Regions from separate parts of the Homo sapiens genome. Here region 1 is linked to region 2. Evidence: read pairs that join two places in POLR2A ChIA-PET (ENCODE). Cell type or tissue: OCI-LY7. All regions are shown on one strand. Links, peaks and the distances in the headings refer to the core of each region. The heading gives the core; the rest is flanking DNA.

What was found. ChIA-PET counts read pairs that join two places held together with the same protein. Peaks named below come from ENCODE experiments on the same cell type or tissue, not always from the same donor. Only the 100,000 strongest peaks of a DNase experiment are listed, where the experiment ranks them.
Region 1: POLR2A ChIA-PET joins it to region 2 with 10 read pairs; 4 of 35 experiments call an interaction of 5 or more read pairs at or near these places.

What each region holds. Positions count from the first base shown.
Region 1 is chr7:156,837,814-156,848,769 of GRCh38, reverse strand. All of the region lies in intron 1 of LMBR1 (limb development membrane protein 1), which reads left to right. Among named protein-coding and RNA genes, the nearest start is that of LMBR1, 50 kb to the left of the region's middle. In OCI-LY7, for the core only: no CTCF peak of the experiment used is centred there; no DNase peak of the experiment used is centred there.
Region 2 is chr7:156,937,679-156,948,634 of GRCh38, reverse strand. It overlaps LOC105375605 (a long non-coding RNA gene), which reads right to left and starts at 6,078. Exons shown (of 4, transcript XR_001745007.1): 1 at 6,019-6,078; 2 at 5,677-5,907; 3 at 5,330-5,525; 4 at 2,851-4,055. It also overlaps LOC105375604. RefSeq lists an enhancer at 6,447-7,212. In OCI-LY7, for the core only: no CTCF peak of the experiment used is centred there; no DNase peak of the experiment used is centred there.

The DNA.
Region 1 (10,956 bases), core at 2,255-10,254, 100 kb after region 2:
TAGTAGAGACGGGGTTTCACCATGATCCCAGGTTGTTCTAGAACTCCTGACTTCAAGTGATCCACCCACCTTGGCCTCCCAAAGTGCTGGGATTACAGGGGTGAGTCACCATGCCCAGCCAGTATTTCTCTTTTAAATGGTTTGAGAAATTGCCACACTGCTTTCCACAGTGACTGAACTAATTGACAGTTCCACTAGCCAGTTTATAAGCATTCCCTTTTCTCTGCAACCTCACCAGCATCTGTTATTTTTTGACTTTTTAATAATAGCCACTCTGACTTGGTGTGAGATGTGATTTTGATTTGCATTTCTCTAATGATTAATAATGCTGAGCATTTTTTCATATGCTTGTTGGCTGCATGTATGTCTTCTTTTGAAAAGTGTCTTTTCTTGTCCTGTGCCCACTTTTTAGTGGGGTTGCTTTTATTAGACCTTTGTCAGATGCATAGTTTGCAAATGTTTTCTCCTATTCTGTAGGTTGTCATTTACGGTTGATATTTCTTTAGTTGTACAGAAGCTGTTTAGTTTAATTAGATTCCCATTTGTCAATTTTTGTTTTTGTTGCAGTTGCTTTTAGTGTCTTTGTCATGAAGTCTTTGTCAGGGCCTGTGTCCAGAATGGTATTTCCTAGGTTTTCTTCCAGAGTTCTATAGTTTTAGGTTTTACATTTAAGTCTTTACTCCATCTTTTGCATTTTTTTTTTTTTAGTGTTGAATGATCTTCTACATTTTAGTTATTTACCTATTGAAGGATATCTTGATTCCTTCCAAGTTTTGGCAATTATGAAAAGAGCTGCTATAAACATTCCTGTGCAAGTTCTTGTGTGGATAGTTTTCAACTTTTTTGGGTAAATACCAAATCTAACGGGATTGCTGAATCATATGGTAAGAGTGTTTTTAGTTTTGTAAGAAACTGCCAAGTTATCTTCCAAAGTGGCTGTGCCATTTTGTATTCCCACTAGCAATTAATGAGAGTTCTTGTTGCCCCACATCCTCACCAGCATTTGGTGGTGTTCGTATTCTGGATTTTAGTCATTCTAATAGGTGTGTCATCACAGGTATCTTGTTGTTTTACTTTGTGTTGATGTGGAGCATCTTTTTGTGTGCTTATTTGCTATCTGCGTATCTTCACTCATGAGGTCTTTGGCCATTTTTCAATAGGACTGTTTGTTTTCTTGTGGTTGAACTTTCAGAGCTCTTTATATGTTTTGCATAGTAGTCCTTTATCAGAGGAGTCTTTTGCAAATATTTTCTCCCAGCCTGTGATTCTCTTTTCATTCCCTTGACAGTGTCTGTTGCAGAGCACAAGTTTTAAGTTTTAGTAAAGTCTAGCTTATCAATTCTTTCTTTCATGGATCATGCCTTTGGTGCTGTATCTAAAAAGCAATCCCCAAACCCAAGGCCATCTAGATTTTCTCCTTTGTTATCTTCTAGGAGTCTCACAGTTTTGTGTTTTGCATTTAGGTTTGTAATCATCATCCATTTTGAGTTAATTGTTGTGAAGTGTATAAGGTCTATGTCTAGATTCATTTTTATGCATGTGGATGTCCAGTTGTTTCAGCACCATTTGTTGAAAAGGTGATCCTTTCTTCATTATATAGCCTTTGCTCTTTTTGTCAAAGATCAGTTGATCGTATTTATGTGGGTATATTTCTGGGCTGTCTTTTCTGTGGATCTATATTTATATTTGTCTGTGTTTTTCCATCAATGTCATGCTGTCTTAATTATTGTAGCCTTATAATGTTTTGAAACTGGGTAGTGTCAGTCCTCTTTCTTCTTTTTAAAATTAATTTTGTTTATATGCATAATTGTATGTTTATGGGGTATAGTGTGATGTTTCAGTGCATGTATGTGTACATTGTGTAATGATCAAAAAGGGGCAGTTAGCATGTCCATTACCTCAAACTCTTATCATTTCTTTGTGGTGATAACTTTCAAGATACTCGTTTCTAGCTGTCTTGAACTATACAATACATTGTTATTAGCTATAGCCACCCTACTATGTAATAGATGACTTTGTTTTTTTCCTTCAATATTGTGTTGACTATTCTGGATCTTTTGCTTCTCCATGTAAAATTTAGAATCAGTTTGTTGATATCTACAAAATAACTTGCTGGGATTGTAATTGTAATCGCACTGAATGTATAGATGAAGTTGGGAAGAACCGACATCTTGACAATATTGAGTCTTCCTATACATGAACATGCAATCTCTCTCCACTAATTAAGTTCTTTGATTTCTTTCAGAGTTTTATAGCTTTCTTATACAGATTCTGTACATATTTTGATAGATTTATAGTTAAGTATTTTGCTTTGGTGGAATGCTAATATAAATAGTGTTTTACATTTATGTATTTATTTACATTAAATTAATTAATGAGACAGGGTCTCACTCTGTTGCCAGGCTGGAGTGTAGTGGCATGATTATGGCATGATTTATCTTTGCATATTTGGCATCTTTGTTTTTGTTGTTGTTGTTTGTTTGTTTTTTTAAAAGACAGGGTTTCTATCTGTCATCCAGGCTGGAGTGCAGTGGCATGAGCAATAGCTGTGCACTGCAGCCTTGAACTCCTGAGCTTGAGTGACATCCTCCTGCCTAAGCCTCCTGAGTAGCTGGCACTACATGTTCATGCCGGCTAATTTTTAAAAAATTGTAAATTATTTTTGCAGAGATGGGGTCTCTCTAGGTTGCCCAGGGTGTCGTTAAGTGATCACTTTTGGTCTCAAGTGATCTTCCTGCCTCAGCCTCTTGAGTAGCTAGGATTATAGGTGTGAGCCACTGTTCCTGTTTTGTTTTTTTTTTTCTGAGGTATTTTGGTACTGTGCTTTTTGGTACATGAAGATTCATGACAGTTCTTTTCCCATTGTGGTTTACACCATTCTTCCTTAAGTGCCCTACTTTGTCTTACTTCACACTTTTGCCTTAAATTCAGCCTTGTCTGAGAGAAGAATAAATTGAATTGGGCACAGTCGTTCACACCTGTAATCTCAGCTACATGGCGAATGGAAGTGGGGGATCACTTGAGCCCAGGAGTTCAAGGCTGCAGTAAACTGTGATTGTGCCACTGCGCTTCAGCCTAGGTGACAGAGCAAAACCCTGTCTCTTAAAAAAAAAAATTTCAACCCATCTTTCTTTTTTGTTACCATCAGTCTGGTATGTCTCTGTTTATTTTGTGATTTTCAACCCTTCTGAGTCACTTTGTTTTAAGATATGTATCATTCTATCAGTGTTTTCTTTTAATAGTTTTTCCCGTTTACTATTATTGATTTAAATATGTCTCATCTTTATTACATTATTATCTTCATAACTATTTTTGTCTTCCTGTCTTTTACTACATAGTCTGGATTTTTCTATTTTATTTTTCTTGTTGTTAGGGTAATTTCAAAGAAGTGTATTTTTAATTTTAATTATTTTAGTGGGTAGCTTATTATTTATTTATTTGGAGACGGAATCTTGCTCCATTGCCCAGGCTGCATTATCTGTGACCTCTCTGCTATGGAATATAAGATTATTGGTTTAAAAATAGTTCACTTGCTTTCTCTCTCAGGATTTTGTTATTTTTAATTTTTTATTGATACATATTAGATGTATATATTCTTGGGGTACACATGATAATTTGATACATTCAAATAATCAGGGCAATTGGTATATCCATCATGGGTTTTGTTAGAAATGTGTTGGTGATAGCAGTCCTTGAACCCACTTTGTACTCATCACTCTTTTATGATACTTATTCTTCACTTGAAATTAGTTGAAGCCGATAGGCCTTAAATGAAAGGCTGGGTGGTACAATTTGATTATAACGCACCAGTCTGAATTTAGATTCAGGTGTGATTCCTCAAATTTAAGAATATTAGTTTTTAACAATGTATATTAAAGGTACTATTCAGTTACTTATGACTGTGTCACCTCTCAAGTGCCTAGCCATTCTTGATCAGCAGCATCAGGACTAAAGCCATGCTGCCTCCTTCTTCCAGGGCTGCGTTGCCTTCTTTCTGGGCTAGCTAGCACAGTAGGACATGCATCCCAGTGGGTATTTTGCTGTGAGCTCTGAAATAGGGCATGGCTGTTCCTTCCCTGACCAGGAGCAAAGCTCAATTTGTTCACAGTATCACAAGATGCCAGAATAGAGCCCATCTTTTTTTTTTTTTTTTTCATTCAGGTGTACTTCACTTTTAGTGATGAGAAGCTGGACTGTTTTTTTCTTTTTTTTGGTTAGGAATTTCCTTTCATCCTGGACAAAGGGAGAATAGGCATCATTATAGCTTTCTTTTATTTCACTCATCCCTCTGACTCTGTCTCTGGAAGAGACTTACAACTTTAGAGTAGAACCTACTCCTCGTCCTACTTTTGAAACTAGAAACACAGTCTAATGAGTTCTGTGATTTTTGTTTTGGTCTGTTATAGTTGTATTCTTATTTTCATAGTGTGTAGCTTTTTTTTGTGTGAGACGGAGTCTTGTTCTGTCACCCAGGCTGGAGTGCAGTGGCGTGATCTTGGGTCACTGCAACCTGCTTCTCCCGGGTTCAAGCGATTCTCCTGCCTCACCCTCCTGAGTAGCTAGTATTACAGGCGTGTACCACCATCCTGGCTAATTTTTGTATTTTTTGTAGAGACGGGGTTTCTCCATGTTGGCCAGGCTGGTCTTGAACTTTTGACCTCAGGTGATCCACCCACCTCGGCCTCCCAAAAGTACTGGGATTACCGGTGTGAGCCACCATGCCTGGCCCTAATGTATGACTTTTATTTCAATAATAATACTTACATTTGTTTTTAAATTATTAGCCTTACTTGTACTCTTAAATGTATTATTTTCCATTAGTCTTATCCAATGCATTTTGGTTACTTGTTTTCCTTTTCTCCATTTTCATGCTTTCTCATCTACCACTTGTGCACTAAATCCCTGAATCTTTTCTTTCTTTTTTTTTTTTTTTTGAGACAGGGTCTTGCTCTGTTGCCCAGGCTGGAGTGCAGTGGCCCCATCTTGGCTCATGACAACCTCCATCTCCCAGGTTCAAGCTATTCTCGTGCCTCAGCCTCCTGAGTAGCTGGGATTACAGGCGTGTGCCACCACACCTGGCTAATTTTTGTGTTTCCGGGTTTCGTCATGTTGGCCAGGCTGGTGTTGAACTCCTGACCTCAAGTGATCCAACTGCGTTAGCCTCCCAAAGTACTGGAATTACAGACGGGAGCCACTGCACCCAGCCTTCCCTGGATTTTATGAAATGATTGTGTTTCACCTTTAAACATAATTTTTAAAAAATTCAGAAACATCCTTTGATCAAAACATTCTATTCTTGCAGCTTCCTTGGTCAAGTGCTTTCGTTGCAGCTACTTCTGTACCGTGAACATTAGGTGATTGAAGTCTTTGTTTCTCCTGTCCATCAGCCTACCCTTAGTTTCAGTTTTCTCCTAATCTACTTTGGTATCATGGCCAGTCACTTCACTCACTCTTGCTAATACCCTAAACCAGTGCTTCTCACACTGTGGTCAGGGGCTTCCTTGGGATTGATGTTGAAATCCTGGGAGTATTTGATGTTACCTATGAAGAGCTTGTGGAGTAAGAATAGATGGGTGCTCATCCCAGAAATTACAGAGAAGATTGTTTAAAGGCTGGCAGGAAAAGGGAAGCTTGTGAGGGAGACTGGGAGAACAACAGAGAGGGAGGAAGACTGCTGACAGAAGTTGCTGCATAGAGCTCAGCAAAAATCATGAAGTGTAATTTTCCTGTTAGGTTTACTGACCACTTTGAGTTGGTCGATGAGTGTGAAGTTTGATGAGTGGCTGGAAGGAGTGAGTGGTGAAAGGTAGAAGTCTGCAAGCACAGGCTATTATTTTGAAGCGCTTGGCTGGAAAGGGGAGGAGAGAGCTAGGATATCTGTTAGAATCATCAAGCTTCTAGTATTTCTTGGGGACTCTACCTGCATCTGCCTCAGCATCTAGGAATCTGGCTCTCATGTTTTACAGCACCACCAGGCTGCCAGCACTGCTGAGGGTTTTAGCTTGGACTTGCCTGGAACTTTAAAGGCCATTTAATCTTACCTTGACTCTTATTTCTATTATATTTGCTCCATTTGTTCTCCCATATGATTTACATACTCCTTCTGGAATAGGAATTAAAAGAAATTAAAAACTGTGTAAGCAAAAACTCAGTTGTATGTCAAAAACCCAGTTCCCCTTGAGGAAGAGAAAGGGCTGGAGTTCTTTAAAATTAACTGCCTGTTTTTCTTTCTGAGGCTAGTGAGCCTTATCTCTCCCTTTCCCAGGCATTGTACAGACACTGTTTCTCTAGCTGCGCAGCTGCAAGGTCACTCAACAGATAATCTCAAGTCTTAAAACGTGTTATTCCTTAAAAAGTAAAAAATAATATAACGCACATCTTAATTAAATAACTGTCTTTGTTTCTCACTTCTATAATACGCTTCCCCCTGTACAAATCTCCCCCCGCCCCACAAAATGCTTAAAAGGTAGCTTGACTCTTTGTTCGGGCCTCAGTCCTTTAGATGTTAATCTGACTGGGTTGGGGCACCTAAATAATTAAATAATTACTCCTCAACCCCATCGGTCTCTCTGATTCCTTATTACCCTGCAGCACTTCTTCCCTCACTCTCCGTATGTATCTGATTTGATGAACTTGCTTCTGTTGCACTGAGGAAATAGATGCCATCAAAAAATGTAGTCATGTCTTTCTGCTTTCACCACACGTAACTACCTGCAACTGAACTGAAATATTCTGTCTCCTCCTTGTTCTCCTCCTTTTTATTTATGGATACATTTTATATCACTCCCACAACTTGAGCACATAACTTCAGCAATTGCTTCTTTTTTCTCTTGCATCAATAATTTTTCTCTCTACTGGATTATTCATATAATCATTTGTAATGCTTTTCATTTTTTAAAAAAACACGTCACAATCCCTTCACATTTTCTTTGCTCCTCTTTATAATCAAACTCCTGGAAAGTTCTGTGTACTTGCATTTCTGTTTCCAACTATTCTTCTTTCTTAATCTGCCTCAGGGTTTTACCTCCACTACTCCATCAAGATAACTCTTGTCAAGGTCACCAGTGACCTCCATGGTGCTAAATCCAGCTGTTAATTCCCAGTCCTCATCTTTCTTGGCCTGTCAGCAGTGTTTGACACTGTCGATGATTCCATTTTCCTAAATAAACTTTCTTCATGTGGCTTTCAAGACATCTAGTCTCTTGGTTTGCCTCCTCCCTTGCTGACTGCTGCTTCTCAGTCAGCTTTTGTGAATCCTTCTGCCAAGCTGATTTCTAAATATTTGAGAGCTCTAGGTCTCTATTCTCAGACTTCTCTTCTCTGGCTATACTTACTCCCTGGGATGGAAATCTCGTCTAGTCTCAGGACTTTAAATATCATCTGCAGATGATTCTAAGGTTTTAAAAAATTTATGGCCTGGCCCTTTCTTCTGAATGGTACAGATTTTTATCCAACTGCCCATCCAGCCTCTTGACCTGAGTGAATTATATGTATGTCAGATTCAACAGTGTTAAGCTATACTTATTTCTCCCTCAAAACTACTCCTCTTCTAATCTTTCCTGAGTCCTGAAATGGCAACTCTGTCTTTCCAGTTTCTCAGGCAAAGAACCTTATATTTATTCTAGCAAATCTTATCATGTCTGCTTTCAAAACGTGCCCAGAATTCCATGTCTTCTGAGCACCTCCTTGCACAGGTCCGAGTGGCTGCTCTCGGCTTCCTGCAGTTCTTTGTTGCCTGCTCTCCTTGCCTCTGTCCTGGCCCTTTTCCAGTTTCTTTTCTTTTTCTTTTTTTTTTTTTTTTTTTTGAGACCGAGTCTTGCTCAGTCGCCCAGGCTGGAGTGCAGTGGCACGATCTCGGCTCATTGCAACCTCTGCCTCCCAGGTTCACGCCATTCTCCTGCCTCAGCCCCCCGAGTAGCTAGGACTACAGACGCCCGCCACGACGCCCGGCTAATTTTTTTTTTTTGTATTTTTAGTAGAGACGGGGTTTCACCATGTTAGTCAGGATGGTCTCGATCTCCTGACCTCGTGATCCACCCGCCTCGGCCTCCCAAAGTGCTGGGATTACAGGAGTGAGCCACCGCGCCCGGCCTCCAGTTTATTTTCTGCATAGCACTTATAGTGAGCCTTTTGCACTGTGTCAGATCCTATCACCCTCTACTCAGAATCCTACAGTGGAATTCTGTCTCACTCAGGGTAAAAACCGACACACAGTACCTGAGTCTTGCGTGACCCGAATAGTGGGCTCCCATTATTTTCTGACCTTGTCTCTTACTTCTGCCCACTCATTGTTTGAGCACACCAGAGCCATTATTGCCTCCGACCCTTGGCACTACTGTTCTCTCTGCCTCAAATCCTCCCCCGTTCCTCTAGATTTCTGCATGTCTTGGCCCTTCTTGTCCCACAACTCTTTCCTCAGATGTCACCTTATTAGTGAGACATGCCCCCACCCCTGCTGGCACTTCCTGTTCCTCTAACGTTGCATAATTATCATACGACACACTTTATATTTATTTATTGTCTTTTTCTCGCAGTGTACTGTAAGCTCCATGAGGGCTATAACTTTGTTCACTGCTATGTCCCAGTTCCTAGAAGAGTGCCTGGTATATAGCAAGCCCACAGTAAAAATTGTTTTTATTTGAATGAATAAAATGTGAATGAATTTAAATCAGCCTCTGTCCTAAATATTAATTCCCTTGGTCATCGAATCTCTCTGACTTTAACCTCATGATTCACTGTGTTTCTGTCTTCTCTCCATTGCTCTTGTAGCCTTACTCAGACTTCATTCCATTGTAAACAATTTCCCCTTATTCTCAACTTCTTAGAAGACCTCTCCATTTACATTTCTTCTCCAAGAGCTGGTTTTCCTCTTTGGCCCATCTTCTACACTCCAGATAATTTTGGGAGAAGGTAGCGATGCTGTTGACATTTTCTTGTCTAGCCAGTGTTCCCAACAGGTACGTGGCTTCCAGTGGCAGGGAATCTTTGATGCCCTTTGGTCCTTTTGGTTGCTGTCAGTACTGTCTTCTGTTTCTCTCCCTTGTGTATTGGGAGAGCTTTGGCACACAGCTAGTAGTCTTCTTCATTCTCCGTTTGTCATTCCTACATGATGATGTGCAGGGAATGTCCACTATCCTGGTCCAAAGTTGTTCTCAGTCATATGGCCACCAGTACTTCTTCAGAAATACACACAAGGGATATTCTCTAGACTTCATCATCACTCAGAATGGTTTCATTTGAGAGTCTTCAATTTTTTTTTCCATGTTCCACAACAAGCTGTGGCAAACCTTTATTTCTAGCACACAGTCTTTGACTGTAACGAGATCTCCTGTTGACCCATCCTTTTTTGTCGGTCTGGCATTCCCCAGATCTGATAGAAATTCAATTGAAATTAAACAATTAACCTGATTAAAAAATGGGCGGCTGGGCACAGTGGCTCACACCTGTAATCCCAGCACTTTAGGAGGCTGACACAGGTGGATCACCTGTGGTCAGGAGTTCGAGACCAGCCTGACCAACATGGTGAAACCCCGTCTCTACTAAAAATACAAAATTAGCCAGGTGTGGTGGTGTGAGCCTGTAGTCCCAGCCACTTGGGAGGCTGAGGCAGGAGAATCACTTGAACCTGGGAGGTGGAGGTTGCAATGAGCCAAGATCGCGCCATTGCACTCCAGTCTGAACAACAAGAGTGAAACTCTGTCCAAAAAAAAAAAAAAAAAAAAGCAAAGGACTAGAATAGATATTTCTCAAAAGAAGACATACAGATGGCCAATAGGTATATGAAAATGTGTTCAACATCACTAATCATCAGGGACATATAAGTCAAAACCACCATGACCTATCACCTCACATCTGTTAGGGTGGCTGTAATCAAAAACACAAAAGATAACAAGGGTTGATGAAGATGTGGCGAGAAGGGAACCCTTGTACATTGTTGGTGGGAATGCAAATTAGTATGGCCGTTATAAAAAACAGTGTGGGGATTCCTCAAAAAATTAAAAATAGAGCTGCCATATGACCCAGCAGTACTTCTGCTGGGTATATATCCAAAAGAAATGAAATCAATGTGTTGAAGAGATACCTGCCCTCCCATGTTCATGACAGCACTGTTCACAATAGTGAAGTTGTTGAATCAACCTAAGTGTCTGCCAGCAGATGAGTGGATCAAGAAAATGTAGTGTATATACACAAGGGAATACTATTCAGCTGTAAAAAAGAAAGAATCTTGTCCTTTGCAGCAAGATGGATGAACCTGGAAGACATTAATTATGTTAAGTAAAATAAGCCAGACACAGAAAGACAAATACTTCATGATCTCACTTAGATGTGAAATTTAAAAATGTTGAACTTTTGGAAACAGTGAGTAGAATGATGGTTGCCAGGGACTAGGGGTGGGGGCTTGGAGAGATGTTGGTCAAAGGGTACAAAATTTCAGTTAGGTAGGAGGAATAAGTTCAAAATCTATTGTATAACATGAAGACTATAATAAATAACAATGTATTATATTTTGAAAATCACTAAGTAGATTTTAAGTGTTCTCATCACAAAAAATTATAAATATTTGAGGTAATGAGTATGCTAATTAGCTTGATTGAGCCATTCCACAATGTATCTTATTTTAAAACATTTTGTACACAGTAAATATGTATAACTTCTATTTGTCAATTAAAAAAGCAAAATTAGGCTGGTTGCAGTGGCCCATGCCTGTAATCCCAGCAGTTTGGGAGGCTCAAGTGGGCAGATCACTTGAGGTCAGGAGTTCGAGACCAGCCTGGCCAACATGGTAAAACCCCATCTTTGCCAAAAAATACAAGAATTAGCCAGGCATGGTGTTGCCTACCTGTATTCCCAGTTACTCGGCAGGCTGAGATGGGAGAATCGCTTGAATCTGGGAGGCGGAGGTTGCAATGAGCCAATATTGTGCCACTGTACTCCTGCCTGAGCAACAGAGTGAGA
Region 2 (10,956 bases), core at 1,252-9,251:
TTTCTTTTTTTTTTCTTGAGACCGAGTCTCACTCTGTTGCCCAGGCCGGAGTGCAATGGCGGACCAAAGTGCTGGGATTACAGGCAAGCCACCGCGCCCGGCCCGTCCTTGACTTTAAAATGATTTAATTTTTGTCAACTTGTCAGCTCAAAATGGCATCTTGTCATTTAGTTCCTGATGAGAGTGGGTGTCTTTGTTCACTGGCCATTTGTATTTCCTCCTCTGTTTATGGCCTTTGTCCATTTTCCTTATAGGTTTTACGAATTTTTTTAAATATAAAATTTATTTAATATAAATTTAAAGTAGAGACAGGGTCTCCCTGTGTTGTCCAGGCAGGTCTCAAACTCCTAAGCTCAAATCCTAAAGTATTGGGATTACAGGTGTGAGCCACCACACCCGGCAAGGAATTCTTTACAAATAAAAAATTTTGAATAATCCTCTGTATCTCCTATGTGCAAATATTTTCCTCTCTCAAATATTTAAGGTACTTTAAAAAAATAAGTAATTTAATTTTTAATAAGCAATATACTCTATGTACAGGGTCCAAAATTCAAAAGGTACAAAAAGATATAAATGAAAAGGTCAATTTCTGTGCTGTGCCTGTCCACAAGCCACCCAGTTCTCCTTCCATGAAGCAGCAATATATCATTCTGAAGTGATCTTCCCAATAGATTCTATACTCAATGAAGCATAAATAGGTGTGTGTGCTGTGTCTCATGAGTGCTAGTTTACAAAACACTGTTCCACATCTTGCTTTTTTCATTTAACAATGTATCTTGTAGACCATCCTGCAGCAGAGGGAGGGACCAATGGACCTTCCCTGCCACCATCATAGCTGCCTGGATTATTGCAAAGGCCTCTGTCTGGTCTCTCCACTTTCATCCCCTCAACCCTTCAGTCTGCTCTCCACATAGCAGCCAAAGGCATGCTTTTAAAATATGAAAATAGGACCACGTGGCTGCGTGCCAGCTCACTCTCCAGGAACGCTGGAGGTCCTGCTGGATCTGCCCTCACCTCATCTCCTGACCCTGTCTCCCCTCTCTCCCGCCGCTTCCCGCCGCTTCCCCCCGCTCCAGCGCAGGCACAGGCTCCTGGTCCTTTCTGATCCCAGCCTTTGCTCAAAAGTCTCAGCGAGTCCATCCTGACAACCCTGTTTGAGGCTGCAGCAGCCTCAAAATCCTGTTTCCTGTCATCCTATTTCCTTGGCACTTCCCTCCCCATTTGACTTATGTGTTTGTTGTCTCCTTCTCACCAGGGCATGACTTCTGGTCTGTGGATTTGTCCCCAGGGTTAGTGGCACTCGGTAAATAGACATGAATGAATGGATGCTTTGTTATTTTTTATTGGCTGCAAAGTCAGTGATGGAGAGGCCGTCCATCATTTAGTGACACAGCCCCTGCTGATAGTTTTTATTCCCACACATTCATACTAAAAATGATGCTACAATGAATAGCTTTCCACACACAGCATTTCATGTGAGAGTACAGTTTAAGGGATATATTCTTAGAAGTGTGTGAATTCTGAAATTGATGGTGTGTATTTTGTAAATTTGATAAATATTGCTTAAGGACCATCCATGGAAGTTGCATCAATGAATGAAAGTTATGAAACTTATCTTTGCCAATTTGATGGAAGAAAAAAATCTCATTAAGTTGAATTTGCATGTTCCTCAGTAAAAGTGGAGCTGACCATCCTTCATATGCTTATGAGCCATTTCCATTTCATTTCTGCAAAATTGCGATTCATATCCTTTGCCCATTTTTCTATGGTTTATGACAGTCTTTTCTTACAGAAGCTCTTTACATATTAAGGAAATTGGCTCTTGTTCATGACATGTTGCAAATATGTATTTTTCTCTAGTTGACTAGTTTCATTTTTATTTTTTTGCCATGGACGATTAAAATTTCTTTTGCATTGTTAAAATTATCAGTCTTTATGACTTCTAAAGTTTTGTATTATACTTTGAAAGCTCTTCCCCACTCAAGGATTTTTTTTTAAAGATTCCCCCCCTTCCTTTTAGAGATGAAGTTCTCTCGATGTTGCCCAGGCTGGAATGCAGTGGCTCTTCACAGGCAGGATCATAGCTTACCATGGCCTCAAACTCCTGGGCTCCAGTGATCCTCCCACTTCAGCCATCCTGCCCAGCTATTTTTATTTTTGTTTTTTAAGGGATGCTATGTTGCCTAGACTGGTCTCAAACTCCTGGCCTCAAGTGATCTTCCCGCCTCAGCCTCCTGAGTATCTGAGATTACAGTCACGAGCCACCATACCTGGCTCCTAAAATACTTAATCTTTGACCAATGTATTTTTTATTTTGATGTATAAAACAAGGTAAGACCAACCTATTTTTTCCCCAGAAAATGCCAATGCCAGTACATTTTAATGAAAAATCTACCTTTTCTCCACCAATTTGAAACACCATCTTGATAATACAGCAGTTTTTAAAATGTATTTGAGCCTATCTCTGGGCTCTCTTTTTCCTAATCTTCCAGCATGTGTATGCCTCGGTGCTCTACTGCTTTAACTATTATGGCTCTATAACGTAGTTTAATATCAGTCTTCTCATTCCTTGTTACTCTTCATTTTCGTAATTGTTTTCTTTAGTGCTTTTGTTTTAAAAAAAACTTTATCTTTATTTTTATATATTTTTTGGAGACAGGGCCTTGCTCTGTTGCCCAGGCTGGAGTGCCATGGCATGATCATAGCTCACTGCAGCCTCGCCCTTCTGGGCTCGAGTGATGCTCCCTTCTCAACTTCCCAAGTAGCTGGGACTACAGGTGCATGCCACCATGCCTGGCTAATTTATTTTATTTTATTTTTTTAGTATAGAGGAGTTCTTGCTATGTTGCCCAGGCTGGTTTCAAACTCCTAAGTGCAAATGGTCCTCCTGCCTCAGCCTCCCAAAGTACAGTGATTACCAGTGACAGCCATTGCACCCAACTTAAAAAGCGAACTTTAGAATTAACGATCATCCATGAAAAATGCTGTTGGTATTTTAACCGGGGTTGTGTTTAATTTGTAGACTAAACTGAGATGAGGTCTGAACTGGTGGAAAGATGAATAGAATATTTATGATGTTAAATCTTCCTCTCTAAGGACAGTATATACCTTCCATTCATTCAGACAGTCTGTGTTCTCTTCATATAGGTTGTGCATACGTTTCTTGCAGAATTTATTCTTAAGTGTCTTATCACTCTGTTTTTGTCAATGGGATCATTACATCTTCTAACATGTATGAAGAGTGTGTGCTCATCCAAAAATCTGGGCCTCTGTTATTAGAGAACATGAAAAGAACAGATATTGGGGACAATCAGCTTTCCCTGTCCCAACCTTCTCCTTTCCAACTTTTATCTGTCTCGTTTTTCTCCGAATTGCCTCGCTAACTCCTGCAGCACAAGTGTCCTGGTGCCCTGGGCTCCCTGTCTTGGAGGAGGAGGAGGGGGAGGGGCGTGTCCTGGAAAAGGCGGGGGATGGGGGGACCCTGACTCAGAGGGGCATTTCTGATGCCTGAGAGGATGTGGGACTTCCCATGGACAATGCGGGAGGAGGTGAGGGCTTCTGAATGAGCCTGGCACATGGCACAGTGAGCTTGCCTGGCTGGAGTGGAGGATGGGCATCGGGCAGAAGGAAAGCCAAGCTGGGCAGCAAGAGCATGTATCCCACCTGCAGTGGACAGAAGCTGTGCAGATGGCTTCCCAAGCCTCGTCCTTCATCCTCACGGCAGCCACCATGTGAGGTGCAGACCACGTCTTCATTGTGCAGGGAAAGGCTCTGAAGCACAGATGGGCACAATTCCGCCTGAAGGCGGGCCCTGGTGTCTGCCCATCTATGGTCTGCGGTGGTCCAGGCTGAGTCTCCAGGGAGCTGGGGGTGTTTGGAGCAGGGAAGGGACCCAGAAGGAAAGGGGGGGTGCTGTGGAGTGACCAGGAAGAATGTGGGCTTTTTCTGTTTCCTGGGAGCTCTGGTGAGGTTTGTAGGTGATGAGCTCCCCCTCTTTTCCGTCCAGGAGCTGCAGGATCTGCCAAGAGAGGCTGGGGAGGTCCTGAGACCCTTCCCTGTCAGAGAAGAAGAGGCAGAGGGTGGCAAGGGCGTAAGCATGGCTTTCTCACCCATTCCCAGGGGACAGGAGGCATCGGGAGAGTGTCCTGCGTGGGGGAACTGTCAGAGGGGAGGATGACATCGTGCCCCCTGCACCTCCAGCCCCCAATAATGTGAGGATGCGCTAAGTTAGGGAAGTGAGGAAAAGGCCCCACTCCTCCTAGCAGATTTCTGAACTGAGGTGAGGTCTGAACTGGTGGAAAGATGAAATTTTGATTTCAGTCTAGCTGGAATTTATTTTAAAAATCTGCAAAGGATGCTGTTCTAAAGCTGAAAAGTGACTGGAAAAGCTCTGAGATGCACCTGGGGTGTTGTCTAGAAGTGGGGAAGGAAGCTCTGGCACAGAAGTTCGGGAAGTGTGGGGAGACAGAAATTCATTTCCCCCCATTCAGAGGGCCAGGCGCAAGTTTCTGCTGAACACTCTCCCGTCTCTTCCAACCTACACCTACAGCCCTGCATCTTCTCACTGAAAACATTTCCATCTTCTGGGTCAACAGCCGCACTTTTTGTGGTGTGTAGAAACGAGATACAGGGGCCCCCAACACCCAGTGTGTTGGGTGCTGTACAGGAGTGAGCGTTGGCGGCAGCCGGGGCTCGGCTCACCGCCTCAGGGTACTGTGTGTACACAGGAGTCAGGAGTAAGTCACTTTCCCAGCCCGTGAGGCATCATTTTAGAGCTGGTTTCTCTACTGTACCAATGTCCCTGTTCTGCCTGGCCTTTGTCTGCAGCCCTGCTCCCTTCCCTGGCTGTCACCATTCCAGGAGCTGCCCTCCTGTGCTCTGCACTGCTCCCATCCACCTGTCCCCGCCCCAGACTGTGGGTGGGAGCCCGACCTGCACTCTGGCTGTGCTGGAACAAAGCGTCAGGGCTTGGTCACCATCAGCCGCTGACCACGGTCTGCTCGGGCTGCTGGGAGACCAGGCTGTGCTGGGGAGTTCCCGGGGATCCTGGCGCCTGCCAGGAACCTGAGCTAGGTAGGTGGGAAGTAGTTGTGAGCAAGACTTACGGCCTCACGGTGATGGGAACAGGAAGGTTCAGCTGCCAGATGCACACAGAGTAGTCAGCAGCGCGGCCCTGGGCTCTCAGGCTTGGGGTGAAACCCTGATCTCCCCATTTCCAGCCACGTGGCCTTGCTCACCTCTCCAGCCTGGGTCTATCTGTGGAATGGGATGCGGTGGTGCCGACGCCACGGGGCTGTTATAAAAATGCTCGTTTCAGCTTGGAACTTACACCGGCCCTCCCCGTGCTCCCTGAGTGGCTGCTGTGCTGGGCCTGAGGGCTGCTTGCTCCTTCCCTCACTGTTCCCAAGCTGTCGGCTGCCCTCTGAGGTCTTCATTTGGGGGCGGTTGTACTGAGACGTCTGCGGACTCAGGCTCCGCGAGGGTGCGTTCTCCTGGGGTCTCAGCTCCTTGGTCTGACGGTGAGTCTTTCAGAGGCTGAAGGGTGACGGGCTCCACAAACACCTCCCCACACTGCTCATCCCGCAGGCTTTGCCACTCGGTTCATGGAGAGGAGCCTGGGGGGAGCCAGGATTCCCGTAGCTCCCAGCCTGAGAGGAGGGTGCCGGCCCGCCGCACCTTCAGCTGGGGCCTGTTTCTGTGTGTCAAGGCCGCCAGGTGAGTCAGCGGAGCGGGAGAGCTCTCCTCCCGCCCAGCCTCACGCCTGCCGCACTGGCTGAGCTCCCCGCGCCGTAGACCAGGGCCTCCCCCGGGGTTGCACCGCTGGTGCTCCCGGAACCCAGGCCCCTCCTTCAGTCCTCCTCCGCGACTCACTGGGGAAAAGGAGCCCGCAGCCTCGCTGCCATCCCGCTCCACAGGAACCCCATGAGTGAAAATCGATTACTTGCGCCGAGTGCTCAGCCGGGGTCTGGCGCACAGAACGGCTCAGTGGTTGGTGGTGAACTCCCTGAGGCCGCTGACCTGCGTGAGTTTTCTGTCTGTGATCGTTCTCTGAGGCCTGGCCGGTGGCCGCTGGGCCATCTGCGCTGGTTCTGATCTCCTGGGGTGGAGGTTTCTTTGCTCTGAAGCCAGGACTTCTAATACTTTGTGGGGGATTTTTCTTTTTTTTTTAGACGGAGTCTCGCTCTGTCGCCCAGGCTGGAGTGCGGTGGCGCGATCTCGGCTCGCTGCAAGCTCCGCCTCCCGGGTTCACGCCATTCTCCCGCCTCAGCCTCCCGAGTAGCTGGGACTACAGGTGCCCGCCACCACACCCGGCTAATTTTTTGTATTTTTAGTAGAGACGGGGTTTCACCGTGTTAGCCAGGATGGTCTCGATCTCCTGACCTCTTGATCCACCCGCCTCGGCCTCCCAAAGTGCTGGGATTACAGGCGTGAGCCACCGCGCCCGGCCTATGTGGGAGATTTTTCAACCGAAGATCCTAACATGAGGGAGGCCTAATGTGAGCATTTTTGGCTGCTCCCCACTTGAAAGACCCCTGCATCTGTGACCCTGCAGATGCCAGCGCACCTTGTCACCCAGTCGTGCCTCTTCACCCAGCGCGCGCCTCGTCACCCAATCGCGCCTCGTCACCCATTCGCGCCTCGTCACCCAATCGCGCCTCGTCACCCAGTCGCGCCTCGTCACCCATTCGCGCCTCGTCACCCAATCGCGCCTCGTCACCCAATCGCGCCTCGTCACCCAGTTGCGCCTCGTCACCCATTCGCGCCTCGTCACCCGGTCGCGCCTCGTCACCCAATTGCGCCTCGTCACCCATTCGCGCCTCACCCAGTCGCGCCTCGTCACCCAACGACACCTCGTCACCCAGCGCACACCTCTTCACCCAGCGTGCGCCTCGTCACCCATTCGCGCCTCATCACCCAGTTGCGCCTCGTCACCCGACACCTCGTCACCCAGCACGCGCCTCGTCACCCAGCATGCACCTCGTCACCCAATCGCGCCTCGTCACCCATTTGCGCCTCGTCACCTGGTCACGCCTCGTCACCCATTCGTCACCCAGTCGCGCCTCGTCACCCAACGACACCTCGTCACCCAGTCGTGCCTCATCACCCAGCACGCGCCTCGTCACCCAGCATGCGCCTCGTCACCCAGTCGCGCCTCGTCACCCAGTCGCACCTCGTCACCCATTCGCGCCTCATCACCCAGTCGCGCCTCATCACCCAGTCGCGCCTCGTCACCCAACGACACCTCGTCACCCAGCGCACACCTCTTCACCCAGCGCACACCTCTTCACCCAGCGTGCTCCTCGTCACCCAATCGCGCCTCGTCACCCATTTGCGCCTCGTCACCCAGTCGCGCCTCGTCACCCAGCACGTGCCTCGTCACCCAGCATGCGCCCTGTCACCCAATCGCGCCTCGTCACCCATTCGCGCCTCGTCACCCAATGACACCTCGTCACCCAGCGCACACCTCTTCACCCAGCGTGCTCCTCGTCACCCAATCGCGCCTCGTCACCCAGTCGCGCCTTGTCACCCAGTCGCGCCTCGTCACCCAATCGCGCCTCGTCACCCATTCGCACCTCGTCACCCAGTCGCGCCTCGTCACCCAATCGCGCCTCGTCACCCATTCGCGCCTCGTCACCCAACGACACCTCGTCACCCAGCGCACACCTCTTCACCCAGCGTGTGCCTCGTCACCCAATCGCGCCTCGTCACCCATTCGCGCCTCGTCACCCGGTCGCGCCTCGTCACCCGGTCGCGCCTCGTCACCCGGTCGCGCCTCATCACCCAGTCGCATGGGAAAGAGTCCTATTTCCACAGTCCTGGGTAAAGGGGCTCGGAGTGGGGAAATGGGAGGCTCTGCCACCTGGCTGGACAGGAGAGGAATGCAAACATGAACCAGCGCATTGATGATGCTGAGGTCGGTTTGTGGGGTGCAGGTGGCACACACTAGGGTCTGAAGGGCAGCAAGAGTGCCGGGCATGAGGAGACCTGCGTGAGACATGCGGCTGGCGAGGTGGCCAGGGCCGGGCGTGAAAGCTCTGCCGATCCGGGAGTGTTTTGTGTTTGTTCTGGGAGCAGCAGGAAGCATGGCCATGTTTTGGGTGGGGCGTGGGTGAGGGTGAGAGAGGGACAGTAACGGCATTGCATTTTCCGCAGGCCACCCTGCAGCCTGCAGGACCTTGCAATCCGGATGGGTGGACAGAAGGCTGTTGTATCCCAGAACGTCCCCCAGCCTGGAAAAAAAGTAGCCACTTGGGGCTCTGATTAGAACAGCTCTTTAAAAATAATAGCCCTGTAATCCCAGCACTTTGGGAGGCTGAGACGAGAGGATGACTTGAGCCCAGGAGTTGGAGACCAGTTTCGGCAACACTGGCAAAACCCCATCTCTAAAAAAATTACAACAATTAACCAGGTGTGGGGGCACATGCCTGTGGTCCCAGCTACTGGGGAGACTGAGGTGGGAGAATCGCTTGAACCTGGGAGATGGAGGTTGTAGCAAGCTGAGATCACGCCACTGCACTCCAGCCTGGGCGACAGAGTGAGACCCTGTCTCAAAAAAAAAGTAATTAAAAGTAATATCATATGTGATTTAAAGTATGACTTGTGGCCAGGCATACTGGCTCACGCCTGTAATCCCAGCAATTTGGGAGGCCAAGGTGGGTGAATCACTTGAGGTTAGGGGTTCGAGACCAGTCTGGCCAACATGGTGAAACCGCAACTCTACTAAAAGTACAAAAATTAGCTGGGCGTGGTGGCGCATGCCTGTAATCCCAGCTACTGGGGAGCCTGAGGTGGGAGAATTGCTTGAACCTGGGAGATGGAGGTTGTAGCAAGCTGAGATCACACCACTGCACTCCAGCCTGGGTGACAGAGTGAGACTCTGTCTCAAATAATAATAATAATAATAATAATAATAATAATAATAATAATAATAAAGTGTAACTTTTGACTCAGGTTCACAATTTTTTTGTTTTAATGCATCAATTTATTGGTCGATTACCTTAACATGTTGAGTTTTTTTTTCTGGTTGCAAAGATAATTCGTGATTATTATAAAAATTGAAATGTTACAATTATGTATATAAAATGTAGAAGGAAAAGTCCACCATAAGTTCTTCCTTCCAGAAATGCATATCTTTCTGGATATGTGATGTGTATATTAACTTGCATTATTATTTTTTTAAACCAATGTAGGATATACTGTTTCTGATGTTCCCGCTTGCTTTTGGTCATCTGGGTCCTGGCTACCTGGCGCAGGGCCCCAGGGTGGCAGCAGCTGTGCACCTGCAGGCTATGAGAAGTGCAGCCCCTCAGGCCCTCCCCAGACCCTGAGGCAGAGTCTACATTCTCACAGCCTCCCTGGATGATTCGCTTGCACACTGGAGTCGGAAAGTCTGGATCCCTCACTCTTTTCAGTGGCTTTATGGATGTGATTTATGTAACCAATCCGGTAATGGGGAATATTTTATTGTTTTCTTTTAACAACGTACATTTTTTTTATACTATTACAAAATGCTATAGTAGGCCAGGTGCAGTGGCTCACGCCTGTAATCCCAGCACTTTGGGAGGCCGAGGTGGGTGGGTCACCTGAGGTCAGGAGTTCGAGATCAGCCTGGCCAATATGATGAAAACCCGTCTCCACTAAAAATACAAAACTTAGCTGGGCGTGGTCGCGCACGCCTGTAGTCCCAGCTACTAGAGAGGCTGAGGCAGGAGAATCGCTTGAACCCGGGAGGCAGAGGTTGCTGTGAGGCGAGACTGTACTACTGCACGCCAGCCTGGGTGACAGAGCGAGACTCCATCTAAAAAAAAATGCTATAGTAAACTTCCCTTTGTGTATTTTGCAGAGTTGTGCAAATTTTACAAGAATTTCCTTCTGGAAATTGCTTAGGGAAAGGTAGGAATATTATTTTTAAATTTAACAGATAATGCCAAATTTCCAACCCAAAAGCTGTGCCGGTTTGCACTCCCAGGGAGAGTAAGCACCCATCCCCCACACCCTCCCTATACCGAGTGGTCTCAGGCGGTTTCGTCTTTTCCCAGTAACATGAGGTCAGCCTCCTGGAGAGGGGAGAAGCCCTGACTCCACCGTCCCCAAGTCCCCAAACTTCCCCTTCTTCAATGTCCCATTCCCCTCCTCAAATCATTCAGTGGCTGCATGTGTACCAGGAGTGCCGGGTTCCTTCATGCTTGGCCTTTAAGGCCATTCTGGACTCCTCCCCGCCCACCCAACACACACATTGACTACTTTTTTTAATTTTTTTTTTGAAGAGACAGGGTCTCACCATGTTGCCCAAGCTGGCCTCAAACTCCTGGGCTCAAGTCTCCCCAGTAGCTGGAACCCCATGCTGCCACAGGGCAGCACTTACATTGGCACCTTACCTGCCCTCTGGCTGGCACCCTCTCTGCCCCTCTGCCTCTGCTCTGCTGGGTGATGGATTCCCTGCTTCCCCAGGCAAGAGGCCTCCTCTGTCCTCCACTCCTGTGCCTGGTGCCCTGATGGGTAACCCTGACAATACGGAACTCTCTGTGCTTACCTCTGTCTCCCACATGAGACTTTGAGTCTAGCCCTCCGATTCCTATTCAACTGACTACTGTTCACATTTCTACCCCAGGGCCTATTTAAACTCCTGACATGCAGTCAGCACTCAGATGTTTGACGGGCAAGTGAGCAAACGAACAAATGAATGAATAAGTGCCTTAGAACACTCAAGGCAGATACACGTGGGCAGAAATGAACTTCCAGAGGCCGCCACAGCCTCAGTCGTTTCCTGTTGCAATATTGTCTATGGAATGGCTGAGCCAAGAACTGAAAGGTTCCGGTTCCTCTCCCCGGAGTTTGGACAGCACCAAGCTGTAGCAGTAGGGTCGTATGCAACACAGAGAAGGCCATTTCTGTGGGAGATGCTTCCAGTGGAACTTTGGAGTCTGGGCTGAGCTTGTCGACAAGGGTCTTGAG